2 separate regions of the Homo sapiens genome follow, and region 1 is linked to region 2. Evidence: chromatin loops called from intact Hi-C (ENCODE). Cell type or tissue: Caco-2. All regions are shown on one strand. Links, peaks and the distances in the headings refer to the core of each region. The heading gives the core; the rest is flanking DNA. Region 1 overlaps MLH3 (mutL homolog 3). Region 2 overlaps PGF (placental growth factor).

Evidence for each region. A loop is a pair of places that touch in the nucleus more often than their neighbours do. Peaks named below come from ENCODE experiments on the same cell type or tissue, not always from the same donor. Only the 100,000 strongest peaks of a DNase experiment are listed, where the experiment ranks them.
Region 1: a loop joins it to region 2, with 8 times the contacts of the local background. A loop is called at or near these places in 15 of 110 quality-filtered maps.

The regions. Positions count from the first base shown.
Region 1 is chr14:75,018,933-75,034,328 of GRCh38, reverse strand. MLH3 (mutL homolog 3) reads left to right here. Exons shown (of 13, transcript NM_001040108.2): 7 at 839-910; 8 at 2,150-2,261; 9 at 3,627-3,786; 10 at 11,311-11,334; 11 at 11,437-11,515; 12 at 15,349-15,396. It also overlaps the pseudogene RNU6-689P. Among named protein-coding and RNA genes, the nearest start is that of EIF2B2, 24 kb to the right of the region's middle. In Caco-2, for the core only: a CTCF peak has its summit at 11,457 (motif pointing right); a DNase peak (open chromatin) is centred at 11,468.
Region 2 is chr14:74,943,555-74,955,399 of GRCh38, reverse strand. PGF (placental growth factor) reads left to right here. Exons shown (of 7, transcript NM_002632.6): 1 at 1-232; 2 at 1,454-1,496; 3 at 5,847-6,043; 4 at 6,817-6,893; 5 at 8,992-9,021; 6 at 9,125-9,187. The coding sequence starts at 158. It overlaps LOC107984690 (a long non-coding RNA gene), which reads right to left. Exons shown (of 3, transcript XR_001750826.3): 1 at 10,968-11,845; 2 at 6,401-10,160; 3 at 5,173-6,095. Among named protein-coding and RNA genes, the nearest start is that of PGF, 6.1 kb to the left of the region's middle. RefSeq lists silencers at 1-6, 8,892-8,941. In Caco-2, for the core only: no CTCF peak of the experiment used is centred there; DNase peaks (open chromatin) are centred at 4,319 and 5,059; H3K4me3 peaks cover 752 bases.

The DNA of each region.
Region 1 (15,396 bases), core at 7,397-15,396, 72 kb before region 2:
ATAACAATGTGTTGTTTAACGATCCTTTATCATATTAAAGTTGAATTAATAAGGCAAAATCAGTATTTAAACATAAGAATTATATATTCAAGCTTCAAACTTGAGGAAATGCCACTTTGACTTTTTTTTTTTTTTTTAAGATGGAGTCTCACTCTGTCACCAGGCTGGAGTGCAGTGGTGCAATCTCGGCTCACTGCAACCTACACCTCCTGGGTTCAAGCGATTCTCCTGCCTCAGCCTCCCAAGTAGCTGGAACTACAGGCGCGTGCCACCACACCCAGCTAATTTTTGTATTTTTAGTAGAGACAGGGTTTCACCATGTTGGCCAGGATGATCTCGATTTCTTGACCTCATGATCCGCCCGCCTCAGCCTCCCAGTGTGCTGGGATTACAGGTGTGAGACACTGCACCCAGCCCTGACTATGTTTTCTAAATGAGATGCTGGTGAACTAAAGAGTTTCTTAGTTTACCTTTTGTTTCCTAAAAAATGAAATTATGGGGAAAATAATAAAACTTATAGGATAAAAATTAGTAATACTGGTAATCTCTGGAGAGAGAAACTAGAAGGGGTGGGGGCAAGAGTATAAAGGAGACTTTATTAAATTCCCTTTTGTGCCTTTCAGAATTGGATCTGGGATTCAAACATATGGGATAAGTTTGCTATCATTTTCCCCATAATTTCATGTTTTAGGAAATAAAAGATACAATTGTTACTCCTCAGAATGTTTTGTCTTATGCTGTTGTTAGATAGTTTGAATTAAGTCTTCTCTGTCCTCAACACACATGATGGTTGTCGTCTTGCTCTGAGAATCAAAGTTCACAATCCTTGCTCATCTAGGTGGGAACCTGCTCGTGCTGGTGGATCAGCACGCTGCCCATGAGCGTATACGTCTGGAGCAGCTTATCATTGGTAAGGATCTGTTTGCAGCCAGAAAAAATTTGAGACTCCCAGCAGAATCAGTACACCTCAAAGAGCTTTTCTAACTGCAACTGTTGTGAGAAAGCACACTTTGTACTGTATGTTCAAAAATTAAACTAAAGTCCTGCAGTTTGGCCTGTGTTATAATTGAAAGAATGTGGTAGTTCACTAATTGAAAGATGTGAACTTATTTATGTGGTCAGAGGCATATTTGCCAGATGTTATTAACAACCCAGAAGTACGCAAGGATAGGCTGCTTACTCTGACATCCAGCACAAAGCTCTGCCCCTCCATATGCCCGGTGATCTTGGCATGCCTTCCCACACTCCATCAGGCAGAGACCAGTGGCAGCTCAGAAGGCCCAGTATGCTGTTTTGATTTTAAAATTTAGTTTGCTTTTGAATATGCAGTATAATCAAATAGATCCAATTCTGAAAGGCACAAAAGGGAATATAATAAAGTCTCCTTTCTATCCTTGTCCCCACCCCTCCTAGTTTCTCTCCCCAGAGACAACCAATATCTCTGGTTTTTAAATCTATCTTTCCAAAGCAATATATGCTTTTTAAATGTTTTTTTTTGCTACCCTTTTCCTCATCATGAGGCAGTGTGTTCACCAAGTGGTAAAATACCAGGAAAGTCTTTACTCCTGTGGCCAATGAGTAATGTCAAAGAGTTAGGCAAGGACCTAAGGAGTGCTTCATGGACTAGAATGGCAATGATATTACTACTGTTTTCACTTTTCCTTATAAAATGACGGCCTAAGAGTTGGGAAAGATATAGTAAAAACAGTGTTAGAAAAACTTACCTCTACAGGCCCTGCACCATTTGAGAATAGTACTAATTCTCTCCAGAGACTGGGAGACCCTGCTCAAGGAAAGGGAAGCCTTCTGGAGCCATAAGACTGTGTGGTCAACCCACATATGTTCCTGGTAATCCACATTATTCACCTCTGTCATCAAAACAACATTTATTAACTACAGGAACATTGGCTTGTTCATCTGAATGTAAGATGCAAGTCTTATATTTCTTATTTTGAAAAATACTACCAAAATTGTTAATAGGCTGAATATTTATTAGTTTGACTTTAAAAATGGAAATCCAAAATCTAAAACTGAACATTAAACATTCTGCTTTGCATTAGAATGATTATCTCAAGGCCGTGCTTTATTTTTATCTGAATCTAGAAGACTTCCCTTCCTACTCTTAACCCATTCATCTTTCTGCCAATAGATTCCTACGAGAAGCAACAGGCACAAGGCTCTGGTCGGAAAAAATTACTGTCTTCTACTCTAATTCCTCCGCTAGAGATAACAGTGACAGAGGAACAAAGGAGACTCTTATGGTCAGTACCACCATGAGAATGTGATGTTGATGGTATCAATTCTCACAATAATTCTGTGAGGAATAAGCATAACTATTGTTCCATTTCTCAGATGAGACCAAGAGAGGTTACAAGACTTGTCTAAGGTCATAGCAGTTATTAAGTAGTGGAGCAGGCACTCAAAGGCAGGTCGTCTGACTCCACAGGCTGTTTGTTTCCTTTTTTAAAATATATTTTTTTCTGCATCCAATCATCCATTAAAATATTTATTTTGTGAGACATGGTCTCACTCTGTTGTCCAGGCTGGAGTGCAGTGGCACAATCTCTGCTCACTGCAACCTCCACCTTCCAGGCTCAAGCAGTCCTCCCACTTCAGCCTCCCAAGTACCTGGAACTACAGGTGAGCACCACCATGCTGGACTAATTTTTGTAATTTTTTGGTAGAGATGGGTTTTCGCCATGTTACCCAGGCTGGTCTGAACTCCTAGGCTCAAGCGATCCTCCCACTTTGGCCTCCCAAAGTGCTGGGATTACAGGCGTGAGCCACTGGACCCAGCCTATTCTTTCCACTGTATCCCAGCTGAAGAGTATAGGATAGAGTTTCCCTGATAATTTTTTCCAGCAGTTGGCTTAGAACACTCTTCTCATTTCTTGGAACAGTCTGTGTTTATGCCATGCTTTGTGAAAGCAAAGTTTCTGCAGTAATTGGTCCCATTCTGCTTTGCTTTGGTGCATTCTAGACTCTTAGTTTTCATTATCGTAATCATAATGGGAAGAAAGTAAAACATTGGGATGTAAGGAAGGGGCGAATCATATAGTGAGTCACAAGATAGGATATTTTTCCTCTTCTAGGCAGCACAAATTATTGAAAATGAAAAAGAAATTTCTCCCAATATGTTTCAGGTTTGGGAATATGATACTGCCAGTAAATCTTTTTTTCCCTATGACATAATTTATATTAGAGGCAGATCTATTTACTTACATCCCGTTAGTCAGGACTTCTCAATTCCTTGGGCTGTTAATTACCTCCCTGCTTTAATGCTGATTCAAATCACTCTCAGACCTTTTCTTCATGCCAGACTCCCTTAAGTGCCAGCAGCCAGAAGTTAGCAGTTCCTCAATGAAGAAAACACACTTAGAAACAAGACTTAGACACAGATTGATTCCCAATGGAAAAGAGAAAAACAATAAAGGTTACTGTAATTCAAAAAGGAAATTTGATAATAAAAAATCCCAAACACCCACACATAAGTGTGAGAAAAACAATACGGTTGTTAAGCCCTGTGGCAGCTTTTGAAAAACTATTAAGTAGTATTTGGAACCAGTAGTGAAGTGCAAATGAAGTAGCACTCTTTTTTTTTTTAACATTTGAGGTTATCTCTTTAGGTGTTACCACAAAAATCTGGAAGATCTGGGCCTTGAATTTGTATTTCCAGACACTAGTGATTCTCTGGTCCTTGTGGGAAAAGTACCACTATGTTTTGTGGAAAGAGAAGCCAATGAACTTCGGAGAGGAAGATCTACTGTGACCAAGAGTATTGTGGAGGTAAGACACAGCTGCAGATGTTAAGGAAATTGCTGAGTGATGGTAACCTCATATTTTGTCTGTAGATTCTCTGAATTCATCTTTTCTTCAACAAGTATTCATGGTATTTACCTGCGGTGTGCCAGGAGCTAGAAATTCAGAGATGAGTTAGCTCAAAATAAGGAAGAAGGGCATTTAAAGAATTATAGTCAGTGAACTTTGGCTAGTAGAGGTATGTGTTTTGCTTTCTTCCCAGTGATAAAGGTAATGAAAACTAAGAGTCTAGAATGCACCAAGATAGTTTTTCAGAAGTGTTATGGAAACACAGAATGACTTGTGTGCCTGGGGAGGTGAAGTCAATGAAAATGTCACAGAAAAGCTGTTTTCTTAAGAAAAGTTTTTACTTTTGAGAGACCAGGTCTCACTCTGTTGCCCAAGCTGGAGTGCAGTGGTGCAATCATAGCTCACTGTAGCCTTGATCTCCTGGGCACAAGCAATCTTCCTGCCTCAGCCTCCCAAGTAACTCGGACTACAGACACGCACCACCATGCCTGGCTAATTTTTTCCTTTTTTTTTTTTGTAGAGATGGGGGCCTCACTATGTTGCCCAGGCTGGTCCTGAACTTCTGGCCTCAAGCAATCCCCTTGCATTGGCTTCCCAAACCCCCGGCACTACAGGCATGAGCCACTGCACACAGCCAGAAAAGTCTTACAGAATAGTGGGAAACTAGGCTGGGCAAGGTGGCTCACACCTGTAATGCCAGCACTTTGGGAGGCCGTGGTGGGTGGTTCACCTGAGGTCGGGAGTTCGAGACCAGCCTGACAAGCATGGAAAAACCCCATCTCTACTAAAAATAGAAAATTAGCCGGGCGTGGTGGTGCATGCCTATAATCCCAGCTACTCAGGAGGCTGAGGCAGGAGAATGGCTTGAACCTGGGAGGCGGAGGTTGCATTGAGCCAAGATTGCACCATTGTACTCCAGCCTGGGCAACAAGAGTGAAACTCTGTCTCAAAAAAAAAAAGAAAAAAAGAATAGTGGGAAAGTGCTGAGTACAGAAGAGGGGAGAAGGGCATTCTAGACAGAGGAATACATATCAGAGACTTGAGATACATCCTATGTTTAGGGAACTATCAATAGATATGGCTCAAATTAAGATCTACAGTTGATCCTTGGATAACTTGGGTCTGAACTGCGCAGGTACACTTAAATGCAGATTTTCTTTCACCTCTGCCATTCCTGAGACAGCAAGACCAACCTTTCCTCTTCTTCCTCCTCCTTAGCCTATTCAATGTGAAAATGATGAGGGTGAAGACCTTTATGATGATTCATTTCCACTTAATGAATAATAAATATATTTTCTGTTTCTTATGATTTTCTTAACATTTTCTTTTTCTTTCTTTCTTTCTTTCTTTCTTTTTTTTTTTTTTTTGCGATGCCCAGGCTGGAGTGCAATGGCACAATCTCAGCTCACTGCAACCTCCACCTCCCGGGTTAAAGCGATTCTCCTACCTCAGCCTCCCAAGTAGCTGGGATTACAGGCGCACACCACCATGCCCCGGCTAATTTTTGTATTTTTAGTAGAGATGGGGTCTCACCATGTTGGCCAAGCTGGTATTGAACTCCTGACCTCAAATGATCCACCTGCCTTGGCCTCCCAAAGTGCTGGGATTACAGGCATGAGCCACTACGCCTGGCCAACATTTTCTTTTCTCTAGCTTACTTAATTGTAAGAATACAGTGTGTAATATATACAACACACAAAATATGTGTTAATCAACTGTTTATATTATTGGTAATGCTTCTGATCAACGTTAGGCTATTGGTAGTTAAGATTTGGGGAAATCAGGCCAGGTGCAGTGGCTCACGCCTGTAATCCCAGCATTTTGGGAGGCCAAGGCGGGCGGATCATTTGAGGTCTGGAGTTCAAGACCAGCCTGGCCAACATGATGAGACCCCGTCTCTACTAAAAATTAAAAAATTAGCCAGGCATGATGGTATGTGCCTGTAATCCCAGCTACTTGGGAGGCTGAGGCATGAGAATTGCTTGAACCCGGAAGGTGGAGGTTGCAGTGATCCAAGATCACTGCACTGCACTCCAGCCTGAGTGACACAGTAAGACTCCGTCTCAAAAAAAAAAAAAAAAAAATTGGGGGGAAATCAGAAGTTATACTTGGATCTTTGACTGGATGGGAGTTGGCTAGATGGGTTGTCAAGGTCAAATCATAAAATAATTTAGCATATTCTACTAAGTAGTTTGCATTTTATCCTATAGGCAGCCAGTGAAAACTTTTAAGCAGGAGAGTAAGGTCCATTTTAGATTGCATTCCAAATATGATTACTTTACATATATGTTTTGGTAAAGGTTTGGAAAGCTACTGCTGGGCTGTGGCATTGGAGGTATTAGAGAGAACTATTACTTTTTATTTTGATTACTTATATGTTTCTTTTTTTATAGCAAATATCATTTATTTTGTCTTTATTGTCTTTTTCCTCTCCTTTCCTGTTTTCTATTATAGTTTTCTGTATTTCTCTTTTTTTTTTTGCTCTACTCGTTTAGAAGTTATATATTCCATTTATATCCTTTTAGAGATTAGCCTTAACTTTTAGCATGCATACTTATCAAAGTTTAAAAGTAATTCACTTCTCTATCCTCTTCCTAACTGTACCAAAATCTTACAAACTGTTCATCTCCCATCACCCTCCTCCCATCTTCCATGTTGCTGTCTAGTACTTTAATTCCACCTTGTTTTTAATTCCCTGGTGGTCATTTATTTTATAGTCAATCTTTATTTAGATTAAAAAAAGTGTTCACCAGAGTCTTTGTTCACCATTGCCTCTTGCATCCTACTTATTCTGTGTTCTTTTGGGTTTTTTTTTTTTTTTTTTTTTTTTTTTTTTACTGAAGTAAATCTCTTACAAGATCTTTTATCCACAAACAGATCTTGAGACAAAAAATACAAAAATATAAAAATAAATAGAAGTTATTTTAGTAAGAGTCCGTGGGCCAGGCATGGTGGCTCATGCCTGTAATCCCAGCACTTTGGGAGGCCAAGGCGGGCAGATCACCTGAGGTCAGGAGTTTTGAGACCAGCCTGGCCAACGTGGTGAAACCCTGTCTCTACCAAAAATACAAAAATTAGCTGGGCATGGTGGCAGGTACTTGTAATTCCAGCTACTCGGGAGGCTGAGGCAGGAGAATCACTTGAACCCGGGAGGCGGAAGTTGCAATGAGCTGAGATCACGCCATTGCACCCCAGCCTGGGTGACAAGAGTGAAACTCTGTCTCAAAAAAAAAAAAGTCCGTGAATGATAAGCTGTCTTTTAAAGTATCTTTATTTTGTCTTCATACTTGCATGATTATCTAGCTAAAAACAGAATTTCACATTGCCAGTTATCCCCCCCGCATTTTGAAAATATTTCACTACTTTTGACTTTCTATTTTATTTTATTTTATTTCATTTTTTGAGACAGAGTCTCACTCTGTTACCCAGGCTGGAGTGCAATGGGATGATCTCAGCTCACTGCAACCTCCGCCTCCCAGGTTCAAGCGATTCTCCTGCCTAAGCCTACAAAGTAGCTGGGATTACAGGTGCCCACCACCACACCCAGCTAATTTTTGTATCTTTAGCAGAGATGGGGTTTCACCATGTTGGCCAGGCTGGTCTCAAACTCCTGACCTCAGGTGATCTGCCTGCCGTGGCCTCCCAAAGTGCTGGGATTACAGGTGTGAGCCACTGCACCCAGCCTGACTTTCTGTTTTAGCCATTGAAGTCCTTAGTCAATCCAATTATTACTCTGTAGGTAATCTGATTTTCCCTCTGGTTGCTTTTACGATGGTTCACTTTGTCTTTGGTGTTCTGCAATTTCCCTATGATGTATCTTTGTATGGATTTATTTTCATTTCCTTCTGGAGATTCACTATGCTTCTTCAGTTTGGAAAGTATGCAGTCATTATCACCTCAAACGTTTCTTTCCCATTCTCTCTCTTGTCTCTTGGAAATTTTGTCAGATATCTACTGGGCCTTATCTTTCTACTCTGCATGCCTCTTCAACTCTCTTCCATATTTCCCATTGCTTTCTCTCTGTGATACATTCTGTGAAATCTCCTCACTTATCTTCCAGTGAACTAAAGTATCTCTTCATCTTCTGTTTAATTATGTGTTTAGCTTATCCACTGAGTTTTTTATTTCAGTGACTAAATTTTTTATTTCAATGGCTATATTTTTTATTTCCAGAAGTTGTGTTTTTTTCCCCAAATCTCACTCTTCCTTTTTTATGGTGTCCTGCTTTTTTCATGATTGTTCCTTCTCCTTTATCAGTAGCTTTCTTGATTTGGAGCACAGGCAAATCCACACCCACCTCATCTAGAAGTCTGAAGTGCTTTAGTAATATCTAAAATAGTAAAATCTAAAATTAGAGGATAGATGTAGTAGATAAATTGGGGGATGGATTTATGTGGGAAGATTTGAGTCAGGGAGAGCAGCTGACGGGTTATTGCAGTGGTTAAGGTAAGAGAAGATGAGGATTGGACTGAGTCAGTAGCAGAGGGAGTAGAGAGGAGTGACATATCTGAGACAGAATTTGGGAGGCAGAAGCAAGAGGACTTGGTGAGCAATCAAACGTGAAAGGAATAAAGGAGAAAACAAAAGCAACAGTGATTCTGAGGGTTGTAGCATGGATGGCTGGAAGGATGGTGGTGCCATTGACAGAGAAGGGACACAGATGAGGAGGAACAAACCTGCCTAGGAGTTCCATCGTGAAGGTGGGTTTAGACACAGTGAATGTGCCTGCAGGTGGAATGCCCAGTGGATAGGCACACTTAAAAGATCTGGTACTTGGAAAATAAATCTGGGCTGTACATATCTATCTGAGAGTTAACAGTATATATATATTGATAGTATCAGAAGCTGGAGAAGGGCCTTGAGGAAGTGAGGTTGTCCAGGGAGAATATGGAGAGTGAAAAGGAAGAGACAAAAGAGTGGAGCCTGTGGAACATCAGCATCCAGGGTGCGTATGCTTTGGAAAAGGTCTGGAAAGCTCTGCTGAAAAGAGGAAATTCTAAGGATGGCTGAAAATACTTGGTTAGAGAGGGAGGAGGAAAACCAGGAAAAAGCAATATTGCCAAAACTAAGGAAAGTTTTAAGCAAGGAGGGAATGGTCAATAACGGCTATGAAGTAGAGCCTGAAACGCTGGACTTGACTGTCATGAGGACATTAGTTGTCTTGTGGAATCATTTCCTGGGGATGAGGTGGGGCAGAAGATAAGAGTGCAGTGAGTCAGGAGTGCGTGAAGCAGGAGGAAGTGAAGCTAAGTAGACAACTCTTTCAGGAACTTTGGCTACACACAGAAGAAGAGAGATGGGGTGAGAGCTAAAGGTTAGAAGTGGTTGGGAAGTGTGGGGTGGGATTCAAGGCTGAGGAAAGGTGTTTGTTTGCTTTAAGACAAAAAAGACGTAAGCAGGTTTGCAGGCCAAGGGGGAAACATTCAAGAGGAAGAGCAGCTGTCAGTCAGCTCTTGGGTCATCTTGGCTTTGCCCTTTCCAGAATCGCCTTTGGATCAGACAGATCCAAAGATTTGCTCTGCTTCCAGCAAAGCTCTTTCCTCCCCACAGACATGCTTTCTCTAAGACCCCTGCTCCAAATTGTCCTAAATCCAAAAGATAGGATCTGTTAGAGTCTTTTATTGTAATTCAATCCCTAATATGTAACCAGAAAATTATAAGAAAAACTTTTCCTGAAGGAACTTAAAAGACTACTGTTAAGGAGTTTGCTTCAAATGGAAACAAACCTCTGGTTTCATAAAATCTTGATTATCCTATGTCAGGCTGATCAGGAGAGACTTTGTGTGATTCTGGAAGAAGCTGGAACAGTTTTGGTGTTTTGAGGAGGTAGCTATTTGAATCCTAGCAGTTGAAAGATCATTAATACATCCTTCTATAAAGCTCTATCTTCTAGCCTGGTGAGGAGGTGGAGGCTGCAGTGAGCTGAGATCGCGCCATGGCACTCCAGCCTGGGCAACAACGAGACTACGTCTCAAAAAATTAAAAATAATAAATAAATACGGCCAGGTGCAGTGGCTCACAACTGTAATCCCAGCACTTTGGGAGGCCGAGGCAGGCGGATCATCTGAGGTCGGGAGTTCGAGACCAGCCTGACCAACATGGAGAAACCCTGTCTCTACTAAAGATACAAAATTAGCCAGGCGTGGTGGTGCATGATTGTAATCCCAGCTACTCAGGAGGCTGAGGCAGGAGAATCGCTTGAACCCAGAAGGCAGAGGTTGCGGTGAGCCAAGATCGTGCCATTGCACTCCAGCCTGGGCAACAAGAGTGAAACTCCATCTCAAAATAAGTAACTAACTAACTAAATAAATAAATAAAAAATAAAATAAAAATATTAAATTATCCAGCATTAAACAGACCATTGGAATATAAAATGGACTGAGATGAGACCCATCACCCCTTCACTAAGCTTACAAACAGATGTTTTACCATCCCAGATGTACAAACACAAGAATGTTTGCTCTCCATCCACACTAAGCTTTGTCAGTGGATTGAGTCTTATGAGACCATCTTTCTGTTTAGGTTTGTTTGGGAAAACATGTGATTTTTAAATTATATGTAATATAGTATCTACTACCTAGCTCTTGATAACTGTGCCCATTTATAGGCATGGCAGACTAGAGTATAGATGAAGGAGGGAAGAGAATTTCCTGAGTCTGGTTTTAAAAGAAAAGGTACCATGTTGTAATCTTAGGAGCAGATTTACACATAGCCTTTTCCAGGAGTAAAGAAATGATTTTCTTATAAAGAAATCATTAAATGTGCAACAGGTTTTTTTCTTTTTACCTCCAGAGGTTAAACAAATTGGTAGCATGAAATAGTGTCTGCTTTAAATTTCTTTAAGCTTCTTTTGTAAATATTAATATCCACAGGGATATAACTATTGAAAAGGTTACCCCAGGGACAGAGACATGCAAGGGAGGAGAAATTTCTCAACAAAGGGCCTCAGAAAATAAACTTTCTGACCTGAAGGGAATTGTCCCCAAAAAGCCCGTGGGAACTAAAGTGACTGTTTACTTATGTTTATGATATTTAAGCAAGTGTTATACTGAGCAGTGGTTGTGTTGATGGTTGTTGTGTATTTATTCTCAGTTTGTGTGTAATATTACGCTTGTTCTGGCTAAGATTACACACACAAACAGACAGCCTTTTAGTGAGAAGCCTTCCTGATGTTTTGAATTGGTTGAATCATCAAGGCTACTCTCACCAGCTACATAACCTCATTAGTTGAGAAGCTATCTCTGGAGGAAGTCTCAGTAGCTAAATATATTCTGTGTTCAATAAGAGTTCTATTCAGTTGCTTGGTTTTTTCATATTCAAAGTGCCTTACAACAAATAAATTTGTACCCAAGTGCTGTATTGCTGGAACTCTTTCTTTCAGGAGGCATGATTTAAAGAAGAAAATTGAGATATTTTGTAAACTATCAAAGGGCAAGTAAAACATAACCGTAGATTAAAGCCGATTTTCCTTTTGCTTTGCAGGAATTTATCCGAGAACAACTGGAGGTAAGCTTTTCCTTTATTTTGGGGTTTCACACAGAAGCACCACACATAAAAGGCTTCGTTGTTCCGTTTTCTTTTCCTGTTAATAACGTGTTTATGCATTAGCTACTCCAGACCACCGGAGGCATCCAAGGGACATTGCCACTGACTGTCCAGAAGGTGTTGGCATCCCAAGCCTGCCATGGTAAGCCCTTCAACATAGCAGTGATCAAACACCTCTGCATGCAGAGCCCTGGCAGGGCTGCCGGGATTACAAAAGAGGCAGAGGGTACATTTACTACTTGACTCTTGGAGAATACAATTTAGATCAAGAAACTGAATATACCCTTTTAAAAATCACTTTTACAAAAACAAAATCCCAACACAAAAATTTGACTATAGTGCTGCCTGACCTATATGAGTGGAGGAATAACTCCTAGAGGAGATGCATTTTGAGATGAATTTTGAATGAGCTGGGGAACATGGGTTCATAGCATGGAAAGGGGAATTCACTATAGGGAGAGTAAACAGCCTGTGCAGAGAGGCAGAACAGAAACAAGTTAGTTATATGAGAAGCAGCAAAGAGTATCAAGAAACTAGGCAGGTAAGAGAACAGAAACCTAGAAGGTCACAGCAAAACCTTTGGATTTGATACAGAAGGCATTAGAATTAGCAAGCGTTCTTTTTTTATCTTTCCAACTTTCATTTTAGGTTCAGGGGGTACATGTGCACTTTGTAACATGGGTGAGTTGCATGTCGCAGGGGTTTGGTGTACAGATTATTTTGTCACCCAGGTAATGAGCATAGTACCCAATAGGTAGTTCTGATCCTCACCCACCTCCCACCCTCCACCCTCAAGTAGGCCCAGGTGTCTGTTACCCCTTCTTTGTTTCTATGTGTATTCAATGTTTGGCTCCCACTTTTAAGTAAGAACATGCAGTATTTGGTTTTCTAATTCACTTAGGATGATGGCCTCTAGCTCTATGTTTTTGCAAAGGATGTGATCTCGTTCTTTTTTATGGCGACATAGTATTCCATGATGTATATGTACCACATTTTCTTTATCCAATCCACCATTGATGAGCATTGAGGTTGATTCCATGTCTTTGCTATTGTAAATAGTGCTGCAGTGAGCATAACACATGCATGTGTCTTTATGGTAGAATGATTTCTGTTTCTTTGGGCATATTCCCAGTAATAGGATTACTGGGTTGAATGGTAGTTTTGCTTTAAGTTCTTTAAGAAATCTCTAAACTGTTTTCCACAGTGGCTGAACTAATTTATATTTCCCACCAGCAGTGTATAAGTGTTCTGTTTTCTTTGCAGCCTCACCAGCATCTGTTATTTTTTAACTTTTTAATACCAGCCATTCTGACTGGTGTGAGATGGTATGTCACTGTGATTTTGATTTGCATTTCTCTAATGATTAGTGACATTGAACATTTTTTATATGCTTGTTGGCCATGTGTATGTCTTCTTTTGAGAAGTGTGTGTTCATGTCCTTTGCCCATTTTTTAATAGGGTTTTTTGGTTTTTGCTTGTTAATTTATTTAAGTTCCTTATAGATTCTGGATATTAGTTCCTTATATAGATTCTGGATATTAGACCTCTGTTGGATGCAGTTTGCAAATATTTTCTCCCATTCTGTAAGTTGTCCGTCTATTCTGTTGATAGTTTCTTTTGCTGTGGAGAAGCTCTTTAGTTTAATTAAGTCTCACTTGTCAATTTTCGTTTTATTGCAGTTGCTTTTAGAGTCTTTACCAGGAAATCTTTGCCAAGGCCTACGTCCAGAATGGTATTTCTGAGGTTTTCTTCTAGGGTTTTTGTAAAAAGATGGAATGCGCCCAGGCGCGGTTGCTTACGCCTGTAATCCCAGCACTTTGGGAGACCAAGGCGGATGGATCACCTGAGGTCAGGAGTTCGAGACCAGCCTGGCCAACATGGTGAAACCCCATCTCTACTAAAAACATAAAAATTAGCCAGGCGTGGTGGCGGGCACCTGTAATCCCAGCTACTCAGGAGGCTGAGGCAGGAGAATCACTTGAAACCAGGAGGTAGAGGTTGCAGTGAGCCAATATCACGCCACTGCACTCCAGCCTGGGTGACAGAGTGAGACTCCATCTCAAAATAATAATAATAATAATAATAATAATGAAGATGGAATGCTTCATGAATTTGCATGTCATCCTTGTGCACGGACCATGCTAATCTTCTCCGTATCACTCCAATTTTATTATATGTGCTGCCAAAGCGAACACCATTGAGGGTTCTTGAGCAGGGTAATATGATACAATATAGAAAATGGGGAGCTGGGTGAGGCCCTGTGAGGAAGGTGCCTGCTTCTCCTTCACCTTCCGCCATAATTGTAAGTTTTCTGAGGCCTCCCCAGCCATGCAGAACTGTGAGTCATTTAAATGGTCTTTCCTTTATAAATGACCGAGTCTTGGTCATTTCTTCATGGCAGTGTGAGAACAGACTCATACTCCTCTATCACCAAATGTCATCATTGCCACCTTCAAAATGTATCTTCGGTCCGTCTGATTCAGTCTGTCTGGCTCCTCCCTCATTTTTGCCACTGTTGAGCTCTCTTACTTAGTTCTTCACATCCACTCTGGCTCCCTTTCAAGCTGCTCTTCTCTCAGCACCCAGAGGAATCTTTTTGAAACATCCCTCCAAGCATGTTGTTCTTCTAACTAAAATGTGTCAATGATGACCCATTGCTCTTGGGATAGAAATGTGATTTTTTACTGTGGCCCACAAGGGTCTTCGTGATTTGGCCCCTGCCTGCCTCTCCAGTGTCACGTCATATCACTCTCCACCTTGTTCTTTACATCCCAGCCTGCTTTTTTGGTCTTCTGCTTCCTGTGTGCTAAACATTTGTCAGCGTCGGGGCCTCTGCACTGGCCTTCTCCTCTACCTGAAACACTTTTCTCTCCTTCTTCAATTAGCCACGTCTTTCTTAACCTAAAGTCTCAGCTTGAATACTACTTTGCCAGGAAAGCCTTCCTTAAGCTCCTAAACTGGGTTTGGTCTTCCTATTATATATTCATATCCTGTATTTTATAGCACCTATATTTATCATTTAAATTATTGTATAATTATCTGCTTCATGTTTGTCTCCCCTATTAGACCATAAGCGCCATGAGGATGGAAATTATCTGTCTCACTAACTGCCTGACAAAGCTCCCAATACAAAGTATATACTTAATAAATATTTGTTGACTGGGTAAATTGTGCATAAAGGCAGGTTATAACAATATGAGAGTTTAGATTAGGAAGATTATTATGGAAATTAGAAAAAAAGAAGCAAATAAAATGAACATTGTAAGGAAACAATCAGAGATTGCTATTGGACGATCCATGGAGAAAGATAACCCCAACTTCACAAACCCATAAAGAGTAGGCAAAAATACTGCTCTTGCCTCTTGGAGAAAAACTCTGAAAGCCAGATCCTAACAAGTTAAGGAATGCCTCCTACAGAGATTAGAAATACAAATACTCCGTAAGAAAAAGCTGAGAGACAGAAGGTCAGTCCTGAAGCCTTAGTTTCATCCATGGTCATAAGCACTAATTTATTTCCCTCTTTTTTTTTTTTTTTTTTTTTTTTTGAGAACGGAGTCTCGCTTTGTTGCCCAGGCTGGAGTGCAGTGGCGTGATCTCGGCTCACTGCAACCCCCGCCTCCTGGGTTCAAGTGATTCTTCTGCCTCAGCCTCCCAAGTAGCTGGGACTATAGGCGCGTGCCACCACACCCGGCTAATTTTTGTATTTTTAGTAGAGGCGGGATTTCACCATATTGGCCAGGCTGGTCTTGAACTCCTGACCTCATGATCTGCCCGCCTCAGCCTCCCAAAGTGCTGGGATTACAGGTGTGAGACACCATGCCCGGCCTATAAGCACCAATTTCAAGCAGGATTAAAGCTTCATTAAAGAAGCCTAAGAAACATGTTACTTTTTCCAGATATTTGGCAGTGACCCAAGGTCAGCATTGGTTTCCCACTATATACACTATAACCTTCTTGTTTCTGTCTTTCATTTAGGGGCCATTAAGTTTAATGATGGCCTGAGCTTACAGGAAAGTTGCCGCC
Region 2 (11,845 bases), core at 1-8,000:
CCAGAAGATGCTCGAACCACCGGCCGGGGCCTCGGGGCAGCAGTGAGGGAGGCGTCCAGCCCCCCACTCAGCTCTTCTCCTCCTGTGCCAGGGGCTCCCCGGGGGATGAGCATGGTGGTTTTCCCTCGGAGCCCCCTGGCTCGGGACGTCTGAGAAGATGCCGGTCATGAGGCTGTTCCCTTGCTTCCTGCAGCTCCTGGCCGGGCTGGCGCTGCCTGCTGTGCCCCCCCAGGTAAGAGCTACCCCCACCTAGCCTGGCTCCCCAGACCTCCCCATCCCAGCACTGGAAGCATGGGACTCTGAAATCACAGACCCACTCCAGGGAGCAGCAACTCCAAGGATGTCCACACACTTCCTAAAGGCCAGGCTGGACTTCTTTCGTTTGGGAAGAGACCTCAGGCTGGCTGTCCCCCAGGTCCTGGGGGCTGTCTTGGTGGGGGCAGGGAAGCCACAGGGAGGGAGGGAGGGAGGGAGGTTTCCTGTCTGGCCCCTGGAGCCCTGGTGGCTTTGCTAAAAGCATCTGTCCACTAATCCCAGGCGGGTCCCTGGCCTTGTGGTCAGGGTCGAGGCCCCATGGCCAACCAGGCGTCCCCAGGACCTCTGACCTGGCCTGGTGGGGGTGGCGGAGGAGCCAGCTGAAGAAGCTGTTGGTGGGGAGGCTGGCCCTGCCCCCACCAGGGCTCAGGACTGAGCCGTGGGCTCCTGGGTGGGCTGGGGACGAGACAAGGGGTCTCGCTGTGCCTTTTCTCCTGGGTGGGTGGCCGGAGGTCCTGAGTGCAGGGCCTGGGGAAGTGAGCAGGGCCCTTTTCCCAGGAGCCGGGTGAGTCTGGCTGGGAGCCAGCTTGGGCAGTGAAATCCTGACAAAGCCAATGAACTGCCTTCCCACTGCGTTGTCCCACTGCCCTGGGAGTCCCCAGCCCCAGCCCAAGAGTAGGAGTGGGCTGGGCAGTCCCTGAGGAGTCCGAGCAGCCCAGCCACCCGCCTGCCTGCTGCAGGGCTGGCCAGAGGTGTAACGTTACCGGCTGCACCAGCTCATGGCGCCACCCGCTCCAGCCCCTCAGCTCCCACCAGCTGATCACCTCCCCCTGGGCTCTGGCACCCAGCCAAGGCGGGCTGTGCAGGGCCCAGCAGGGTTGGCCTGGGGGCTGGGTAGAAGGCAGACCCGCAGGATTGGAAGATCTTTGGGATGCAGCAGGCCAAGGGTCTCCAAAAGCTTCTAGCCTCCCATCCTTTTCCAAATGAGGAAAACTGAGGCCAGAGAGGGGTGGGACCTAACCTACCCAGGGTCCAGTGAGTTTTTAGTGGTACTCAGGCTGCTCTGAGACAGGGCAGAGCATGTGCAGCAAGTGGGAAGGAACCCAGAGGGGCCCCTACCTTCTTGCCATCACACTTGGCCCAAGAGTGCAGAGCTCCAAGGTACCCCCAGCTCACCTCTGCACTTTTCTGTCCATAGCAGTGGGCCTTGTCTGCTGGGAACGGCTCGTCAGAGGTGGAAGGTAAGCTGGCCAGGCTGGGGGTACGCATGCTCCCCAAGCCCCTCTCTTCCTTTCTCCCAAGCCCAGGTGTGGCATGAAGCGTGGGTGCAGGTTGATAAAAGCTGGGGAGAGCCTACAAGCTAGACATGCTGGGTGATGACTTTGGCAGGGCCTAAGAGATCCCCTCATGGTGACCCAGAGACTAGAGAGGTGTGGGCTGGAGTCACCAGCACACGGAGAGTGGGGCTGGGGCCAGTATAGCCAGGGTTCATCCAGCTGGCTCAGAGCCCTTCCCCAGCATGATTTAAGGGTATGGATGGGGTCTTGGAGGACAGGGTGGGGAGTGAGTGCCAGGGGCCAGAATGGGGGTCTGGGAGCTGAATGCAGTGGGCAGTCAAGAGGATCAGGAATGGGTGAGGGGCCCTCCCCAGCAGCCCAGCCCTGGTGGAACTGCCGGGATCTGACCATGCGTTTCCATTGATTATAAACAGACAGAACATAGTCGCGCCCTCCCTGGCCCCTCCACTCCCCGCCCTGGTTGCATCAAGAGGGAGTCTTCAAAGGGCAACGAGACGTTTGCCAAAGAGACATATGTACAGAAGGCAGGAGGCCCATGCCAGGCCCCCTACCTCGCTCCTCCCTCCCTGCCTCTCCAAGACGTGCAAAGTGGCCACACACCACCGCTGAGGTTTCCCCTGCGCCATGGGAGAGTGGGCATGTAGGGACATGCACACGCACACGCGTGATAGCCATCTGCGTGCTGGGAACACCCTCTGCTGGGCTGCCTGCCTGGCAGCCCGCCTCTCCCGGGCCTGGCCATACTCTGACACCTAAGGCTTAGGCCCCTAGACCCCTGAGCAGGTAGAGGAGGTAGCTGCCCTTGACCTCATGGATGCCTCCCTTGCTGTGCCTCTGGAACCAGCACAACATTATGCTCCTTGGGATTTGGGGAAGGACCCATCCCCTACCTCCACACTATGCCCTTTTTGGTGCTTTTAGTGTAGGTCAGGCCACAGCTACCAAAGATGCCTTAGCCTCAGTTTTCTCATCTGTAAAATGGGAGCCTTGGCTACATGATGTCTATGGTTTCTTCTTTTTCCGAGATTGAAAAAGGGACTTGTCCTCTGACTCCAGGGAGGAGAAATGGGTGTACATATCACCCAGGATTTGAGGTGGGGAGGCCTGGAAGTGTAGATTCATTAGGTCAGCTCTCCTGTCACACTTATCAATCAGGGAGTCTGCAATCTGACCGGGAGAAGTACAACGAGCTTTGCACCCCAGCTCTCAAAATCTGAAAATGGCATCCCCACCTGTTAACACCACAGCCAGAGACAGCATGGCCAGCCATGGGCATTGATTTTTACTATTACTATTCACGGTAACAATGTTAGGCATTTTCTGTCATTCTGTTTTGACCACAGGCTGTGAAGTAGGAAGGGGTTGTACTCCATTTTTACAGATGCAGGCAGGCCCTGAGGCTCAGAGAGGCCCTGGGGGTCGCCCCAAGCCTCAGACACTCCTCATGGATCTGGCAGAACCAAGTGCTCCCAATAGCTCCGTGGCTGAGCGGGCATGAGCAGGGTGTCCCTTGTGGCAGGCTGTCTGTGTGCCCTGCCAGTGACCATGGAGAGGACACTTGTGGGCTTGGGCTGGTGGCCAGTGGCTCTGCCCAGCCCTGTGGCCCGTCTCCAGTGCCCTCCACAGAAACTTGCTCTCAGGATTAAGCATTTCTCTCCTGGGGTCTCCCCCATCCCAGGTGGTAGGTAGGCAGGTGGGAGGCTCACTCACAGGGCTGGCGAGAGAGCTGAGGGCACACTTGCAGCCTCAGGAGCAGCCCTGGGGACCACCCAGCCCTGGCAGTGCCTGAGGGGGCCCTGAGGGGGCCACAGCTTCCCGTTGCTCTCACCTCCACCCCCTCCCGGAGCAGGTCTGGGGCCAGCGGAAGTGCTCTCGGGGACAGCTGAGCAGAGCTCTTTCCTGAGGGACACAGCCCACATCTGGGAGCGGTCACTGTACTCCCTCAGCCCGGCCCCTCACCCAGCCCCTTTTGTTTCTCCCACACACCCATAGCGGGGCCTTCAGGGATGAATTGCCCTTTCCTGGTGGCTGCCAGGTAAACCAGGCTCCAGCCCACCTCCTTCTCAGCCCTCCCCCAACACAGTTCGGCCACAGGGCTGGGAAAGTGGCAGATTCCAGGGTTTCAGGGACCCGGAACCTGCATGGTGGGATGTGGGGTGAGGAAAGGAAATCCCTTCTTCTGCTGCCGAGGCCCAGCCAGTTCTGCCAAAGGTGGCCATGGCCCCGCAGCCCAGCTGGGTGGGTGTCTGTTTGCAGGATGGAGGGGGCTGGGGTGCCCCTTCTCTGCTGCTGTCCCCTCGCTGACGGCTGGTCCCAGGGCAGGAACCTGAGTCTTCTGTGGTGCTTTGGCAGCTCATTATTCCTCTGCTGTTATTTATGTTTTCCAAGGTGGAGATTAAACGTTCAGAGTCACGTAGTGCTCATGAAGATTTTAAACTAAACACACAGCTCAAGGAGCTGGTGATAGGGAGGTGCTCTCTGACCCAGGATTGCAAAGGCAGGCTTCCCTGCACTTTGGGCGCCTTTGGGGAGAGAGGCCTTGTTTCCCACTGGGTTCCGGGGCAGTATCCAGTGGCGCGGAGTGGTAGAGTCAGAGGAGGCCTATGGATTCCCCCCACCACCAGCCCCTAGGCCCTAGTGCCCTCTAAGCAGAGCACGGCAGAATGGAGCAGAATGGAGCAGCAAACAAGCAGATAACACTGTTTATTGCCTCTATGACTGCCTAGCCAGCTCCACATGGACACACCGCCTCTGGGTATTTTCCACCAGTTTGCAGCCTTTCCCGAGGGCCTCTGCTAGGACTGAAGTTTATTTTTCTTCCGAGATTACCAGGAGGCTCATGTCCTCATAGGCTCAGTGGAATGGACTTTGGCCCCTTCTGCCTCCTAGGCAGAGGCATGGAAGAAATGAGGGGTTGCTGGGAGAGGCCATTGTTCCATGGCAGAGGCTGCAGGACCCCCAGCTCCCCATTCTTCCCCACTAGCTGAGGATGACCATCAGATGCAGAGCAGGATGACCCAGGCCTGGGGGTGTTTCTCTGTCCATGGTCTCTGGGCTGGGCTGGGTTGCAGGCACTGATTCACAGGCGGTTGGTCAGAGAGGGAAAGACCTTAGCAACCATTTATTCCCAACCTTCTTTTTTCCCACCTGAGGAAACTGATCTATCCAGAAAGGTTAAGTGATCTCCCCAAGGTCACATAGCCAGTGTAGGGCCAGGACTGGAAGCCAGGTGTCTGACTCTGGCCACTCTCCCTGTGAGCCTCTATTTGGGGCCTGGTCCTAGGCCTTCCCCCGAAAGAGCAGCATCTTTTGAGGGATTCCAGATCAGCCCCCAAAAGATCCCATTCACGATCGCCAGGACATCGTGAGGTCAGGGATGACCCGGATGATCCTCAGTGAAATGTCATCTAATCAACCAGGAGTGACTTAGCCTGTGTTTACGGGTACGTCCATCTCTGCCCTCATGGAGCCTCGAGTTGGTTGTAAAGGAGATAAGAGCAAGCAGTGCCGGAGATAAGGCAACCCCTTGAGGCCAGAGGCCAAGCAGTGCTCAAGGGAGGCTCATCTGTGTGCACTGGAATTGCTGGGGAAGTCTTCAAAGAGGAGGTGGGGAGGCAGGTCGTGGAAAATGGCGGGTGGACTTTATTTGGATAGAAATGAGAGGAGGGGGAAGAAGAGCAGCTGTACGGGCTGCAGAGTGCACAAGCCAGAGCTGGGAGTGAATGTGGTGCTGCCGTGGCTCAGTGTGAGCGCTGGTTGGACTCAGTGGAGAGGAGGGTCGGGCCACATTGCTGGATGTGGTCTTGGTTGCCAGGCAGAGGAGCTGGCACAGAGTGGGGCAGGAAATGAGGGAGCCGTGGAAGGTGTTTGAGCAGAGGAATAAGGGAAGGCCAACCCTCCCTGCATGACTCCAGGAATGACTGTTTTCTGCAAGTTCTCCAAGTTGGAGGAAGCACCGGGTCAGGCTTGAGAAAGATCCAGAGGGCCTGGGTAGCTGCCGGGGCTACAATCCTCAAAGCTCCAGGGAGCCAAGGCAGACGTGGGTGCCTGAGTTGAGGACAGAGCAAAGCTTGGGACCCTGAGAGATTCTGTTCCATGGGGATTTCCATCCAGCAGATGAGCTAAGGGGCCCGCAGGCATTTCGGAGGGATCACATTAGGAGTTCAGAGTTGAGGGAGCTCGGATGGGGCTGGGGGCTGAACCTGGAAGGCCAGCAGGGCCTTGGGAGCCAGGTTTAGGGCTTCAAGGGGCAGGTCTCTGCTGGCCTGACCCAGCCCCCTTGCTTCCTCGCAGTGGTACCCTTCCAGGAAGTGTGGGGCCGCAGCTACTGCCGGGCGCTGGAGAGGCTGGTGGACGTCGTGTCCGAGTACCCCAGCGAGGTGGAGCACATGTTCAGCCCATCCTGTGTCTCCCTGCTGCGCTGCACCGGCTGCTGCGGCGATGAGAATCTGCACTGTGTGCCGGTGGAGACGGCCAATGTCACCATGCAGGTAGGTCCATACCCTGCCCAGGGGGCCACCGAATCTGCCCACTAGAAGGTACCTGGAGAGGGAAGAAGATAGGCCCAGGTCCCAGGGCTGGAGCCTGACTCCCAGGCCAGTGCTCCTACCACCCCAGCCCAGGGCCTCTTCTTCCTAAGCCCTCCGATGGCTCTGAGCCCACTCATCTCCACCCCCACCAGCATTCTCAGCCTCACGCTGAGTCCTATCCCAAGACTCAGGGTGTCTAGTTAAAGCTGGAAAGAAATCTGCTTGTATAAAGTCCCTGTTGACACCAGGAGCATTTGGTCCCTTTTCAAGCAAGTGCAGCTTACATGTCACACACGCAGTGGTTTACTGAGCACTTACTGAGTAATGCCAAGCACTGTCCTAGGCGTGCCACAAGTGGTGTGTCATTCAATCCTTCAAGGCTGGTGTCATTCCCATTTCACGGATGGGGAACTCAAGGTTCAGAGATGTTATTTCACTTGTTCAGCAGGTAAAAGAGTCAAGATCTGAACACGGGTCTCTCTGACTCCAGAACATGAGCCCCCTTCCTGTGCTATTGCTGTGCTAGTGCTCCCGGGCAGGGAGGGACAGGGGCCTCCCTCAGATCCCCATGCAGCTGAGAGAGCTGTTTGCCCCACGTTCAGAGTGGAGTGAGGGCCTGTAGTCCACAGGCTAGCAGGAAACAGAGTCGGGTTCTCCTTACAAGGAGAGAGAGAAGAGTGCCGGAAACTCGTGGGCCACTCCCCAATCCAGGCATCAACTCTTTCTTCCTTCAGCTCCTAAAGATCCGTTCTGGGGACCGGCCCTCCTACGTGGAGCTGACGTTCTCTCAGCACGTTCGCTGCGAATGCCGGTAGGTCTCCGGGGTCGGGTGGGTAGCAAGGAAAGGCCCCCGTCCTCTTGGCAGCCTCAGCAAAGATGGGTCCCAGGGCAGAGGCAAAGGCTGCCCATCCCCGCTGCGGGCTGAACTTTTTTCCAGACTGAGGGAGACCAAGAGGGCAGGACCAGGGGTGGCTACCATTCATTTTGTCCCCCCACCAGCCAGTTTTGCCAAGGGAGCTGGTCCCAGCAGCTGGGGTACAGCTGTTGAGATACTGCAAGGGAAGAGAGAGGGTGGGTCCCTCCCAGCCTCGCAGGGGTTCGGTGCGTGTCGTTCCCCTTCTCTGGGATGGGAGGCAGCTGCCACGGGCCTCTGAAAGAGGTGCCTGGAGGCAAAGACATTGCAAGTCTGAACTTCGTTCTGGGGCAAGCTGTGTGCCCACAGGAGCGGGCAAACGGGGCTGAGAAGCAGCAAGAAGGACAAGCTCGGGTAGGAGAAAAGGGGCAGAAGAAGAGTGACACTGTGGCTTCCTTGATGTTGCAGCACCCCTCTACGGCCCCTCCCAATCCACAGAGCCTCTGACCAGCACCAGTCTTGCTGCCTGTGCTGGGGGCACTTGGAACATTGGTTAGCAGGAGCAACAGGCCTGGCACTGCCAGCTAGGTTCAGGGAAGAGAGAAATGGGCTGAGCTGCTGCTCCTGGTACTACTGGGCCATGGATGAAGGCACCAGACTAGAAGTCCAGAGCCCTAGCCAGGGGCGGCAGGAGGGAAGACTACCACTTATTGTGTACCTATTCTGTGCCTAGCCCCGCAGGAGGCACTTGAATGTTTCTCATTTAGTCACATACATTTATTGAGCACCTACCACATGCCAGGCATTGTCCTGATGGGATGCAGTGGTGAGCAAGGTTCCTGCTCTCATAACAACCCTGGGAGGTAGGCCCTATTGTCATCCCCATTTTACAGATGAGAAAATCAAGGCTCAATACAGTTTCATGATTTATCACAGCTAGTGAGTGTGGGAGGAGGGATTCTGGGCCCTGACCTAACTCGTAAGCCTTCGTTTTTCAGGCTACCTTTCATGGCCATGACCACTTTTCTAATAGCCCCCAGGCTTAGCCTTGCCTCCTGGGCAGGGCTATGGCTGCCCCTTTTGTTGGAGTGTTGGAGACCCTGCCTCAACTTGTTTCCACCCATCCCTCCAAGCCAGAGCTTAGCCATATAACAAGAGCTCGGTAATGAACCCTCCTGGGTGCAATGCTGGGTGGTGACCCAGAGTCACCTTCTCCATCCCCTTTGCCCTGACAGCCACTCTTTTGGGGCAGGCAGATGAAGAGACTGAGGTTCCAAGAGTGTCTGTCACTTGCCCAATATGGAGAGGTACAACCAGACAGTCCCAAGAGGCCCTGGTACCTTGCCCTGGCTCCCAAGGGAGGAACCAGCTGAGGGTAGCATGTCCTGGCCCCAAAGCTGACTGCTACCATGCTGTCCCATGTCTCTACCCACTGTTCCCAGTGAAGACTGAGGCCCTATCCCCTGCCAGGGGCCAGGCAACAGGGACACCTTTCTTCTTGCTTCTGGGCCAACAGCCACAGCCCTGGGAGGCAGAGCCCAGACATGCCTGGTGACTTCAGGGCTGATGCTCCCTCCTTCCTCCCACCCCGTCGCTCACTCCCCATGTTGTTCCGGATGGAGTGGGGCTGTGCCCTGACAGGCAGCCAGTCCGCTGTCTGGCCATCATCTCCTGTCCCTGAGGAAATTCCCAGAATGCACCCTGGAAGGAACGGAAAAAAGCAGCAAAGAAAGTGAGAAAGAAAAAGCAACAGAGAACAGACAGAAACAACCAAATTTGATGCCAAGAGGCTGAGAAGTGCAGAAGCGGGTGGCAGGGGTCCCCAGGAGGTTGATTTGTCCCTCTCGTGGTGGGGTCACCAGAGCCTGGAGTGGGAGTGAAGCCTTGAGGCTCTGGCCACCTCTCCCTTGCCAACTCCATGCTACCCCCTAGTGGCCTCAGTGTCAGCTGCAGGACCAGGACTGGGGATGTCGGAGGGGACCTGTCCGGGCGGCAGGGAGCCCCACTTATTGCTTTCCTAACGTTCCTCTGCCCCTCTCTCTGTCTGTTTCCCTAGGCCTCTGCGGGAGAAGATGAAGCCGGAAAGGTAAGTGGTTTGGCTGGGGCTCGGGGCTATTCTCGGGCCTGCCAGCCTCTGTCCTAGCATGGGGTTCCCCAGCCACCTTGTCCTGACGCTTGGCTTATTGCAGGAGGAGACCCAAGGGCAGGGGGAAGAGGAGGAGAGAGAAGCAGAGACCCACAGACTGCCACCTGTGAGTGTGCGGGGTCCCAGGGATGGCGAGGAGGCTGGGCCCGAGGGGAGCCCCGCCTTGCCGCCAGGGTTAGGTTGGGGAGGGGGAGAGGCAGGACTGAGGCCAGTCTTGGGGGCAGAACAGGGAGCTGCACCTCCTCAAGACTCTAGGGCCCAGGAAGCATCAGTGGACCTTGGTTTTTGTCCCGGCTTAGCCCTAGGTTTCCATTGACCTTCAACAAATCATTTCACCTTTGTCAGCCTAGCTTTTCTCTGTGTAGAATGAGGGGCAGGAGGTCCAGCAAACATTCAGTCACTCTACAAACATTTACTGAGCACTTACTGTGTGTCAGGTACATCTGTGAGCAAACAAACAGGATTCCTGCACATTAGTGTTTACCTTTTAGTGATTAAAAGTCTGTCATCAGCTGAGACGTTATCTGGGGCCACTTCCTAGTAGCCCCGGGGAACATGTGCCCCTCGCCACTGTCTCCCAGGAGTATTTTTGCCTGTGGGTCCCCTTGCTGCTTCTAACCCACTTCGTACCTTGTGGGCAGCAGAATGGAGCCCCAGGCCTGAGTGTGGCTGGGAGAGAAGGATGAGAGGAGGGAAAACCCAAATCTGTGAGAGTAAATAGAAAAAATAAAATATTTCACGTGCACAGTCAATCAGTCACTGAAGAGAGGTGGCTCTCCTTCAGGGGCTAAGCCTCCCCCACGCACGTGACTCCAGGAAGTCATTTCGTGCTATGGAGTGGAGTTGACCCAAGCCCTGACCCCATGAGCCCCACTCCATGAAGACAGGGATCCTGGGGACTGCGCCCCCTAGGGGTTTATGCTCTCATCTCTTTTCTGGGCCCGCGCGGCAATTTGGGAAACAAGCTGGCAGGGAAGTCCATCCAGGCCCGAGTTACCCGCCGGCAGCCGGAGGCAGAAAGTGTCCCGTGGCTCCTGTTCCCAAGGCAGCAGTCTTCAGACATTTCACTCGGGAATCTCCTGAAAGAATTTCAAAAGTGGCCGGGCGCAGTGGCTAACACCTGTAATCCCAGCACTTTGGGAGGCCGAAGTGGGTAGATCACTTGAGGTCAGAAGTTCGAGGCCAGCCTGACCAACACGGTGAAACCACATCTCTACTAAAAATACAAAATTAGCTGGGCGTGTTGGTGCATGCCTGTAATCTCAGCTACTTGGGAGGCTGAGGCAGGAGAATCGCTTGAACCCGGGAGGCGGAGGTTGCAGTGAGCCGAGATCACGCCACTGCACTCCAGCCTGGGTGACAGAGCAAGACTCCGTCTCAAAAAAAAAAAAAAAAAGAATTCCAAAAGCCCATGTGCTCCCTTGCCCATTCTTAAGTTGACATTGAACATTTTCATCAGAATTATAAGTCAAGCCAGGCTCAGTACCTCATGCCTGTAATTCTAGCACTTTGGGAGGCCGAGGCGAGTGGATCGCTTGAGGCCAGGAGTTCAAGCCTAGCCGGGGCAACATGGTGAAACCTCGTCTCTACAAAAAAAATACAAAAACTAGCTGGACGTGGTGCCATGTGCCTATAGTCCCAACTACTCAGGAGGCTGAGGTGGAATGATCACCTGAGCCTGGGAGGTCAAGGCTGCAGTGAGCCGAGATAGATCCACTGCACCTCAGCCTGGGTGACAGAGTAAGAACCTGTCTCAAAAAAAAAAAAGTATAAGTCATTACAAAGGATATAATTTCTGGCATATTATTAATATTTTAATACAAAGCTATTGTAGAACACTCTCCAGGTGTATCCTATTAAATACGCCATTTTAATGTTATACTCACCATCATCCACTTTTAAGAAAATGAACAAGCAGGCCAGGCGCGGTGGCTCACACCTGTAATCCCAGCACTTTTGGAGGCCAAGGCGGGCGGATCGCAAGGTTAGGAGATCGAGACCATCCTGGCTAACATGGTGAAACCCCATCTGTACTAAAAATACAAAAAATTAGCCGGGTGTGGTGGTGGGTGCCTATAGTCCCAGCTACTCGGGAGGCTGAGGCAGGAGAATGGCATGAACCCGGGAGGCGGAACTTGCAGTGAGCCGAGATCACGCCACTGCACTCCAGCCTGGGACAGAGCAAGACTCCGTCTCAAAAAAAAAAAAAGAAAATTAACAAGCAAAAAAAAAAAAAATACAGGAACACTTCCTTTCATAATTATATATTTACATTGTTTCTTTTTTCCTGGAACTTGTATTTCCATTTCACTCCCCACCCCCAAGAATTTCAGCCTAGTGTAACAGTACTTTTAATTTTCAGAAGTCTTTTATTGATTACCTTGTCATATTTATCTGCCACAAAAAAATGATATATGAGTTTGAATTATTTTAAATTTCCTGTGAGCATAAACCTAAATTAAATTTTCTCCTGGAATAAATTATCAAAATAATTCTTAGTAGCACCATTTGGTCAAAACAGCACAAATACTTCCTATTTTAATAGATGTTCAACATAAAAATACAATCAATTTGATTGGGAATGCATCTCAATGAGATGGATGTGGCTACCTCGTTTCAATTAGTGAATGAATCCATTAATGAATGTTACTTCCTGCCAGACTGAGACAGGATTCTGCATTAATTTAATTCCTGTTTATCATTTTTTTATTGATGAGAAGGTTGAGAAACCATGTTCACATAAATAAGTAAATGAGACTAGATG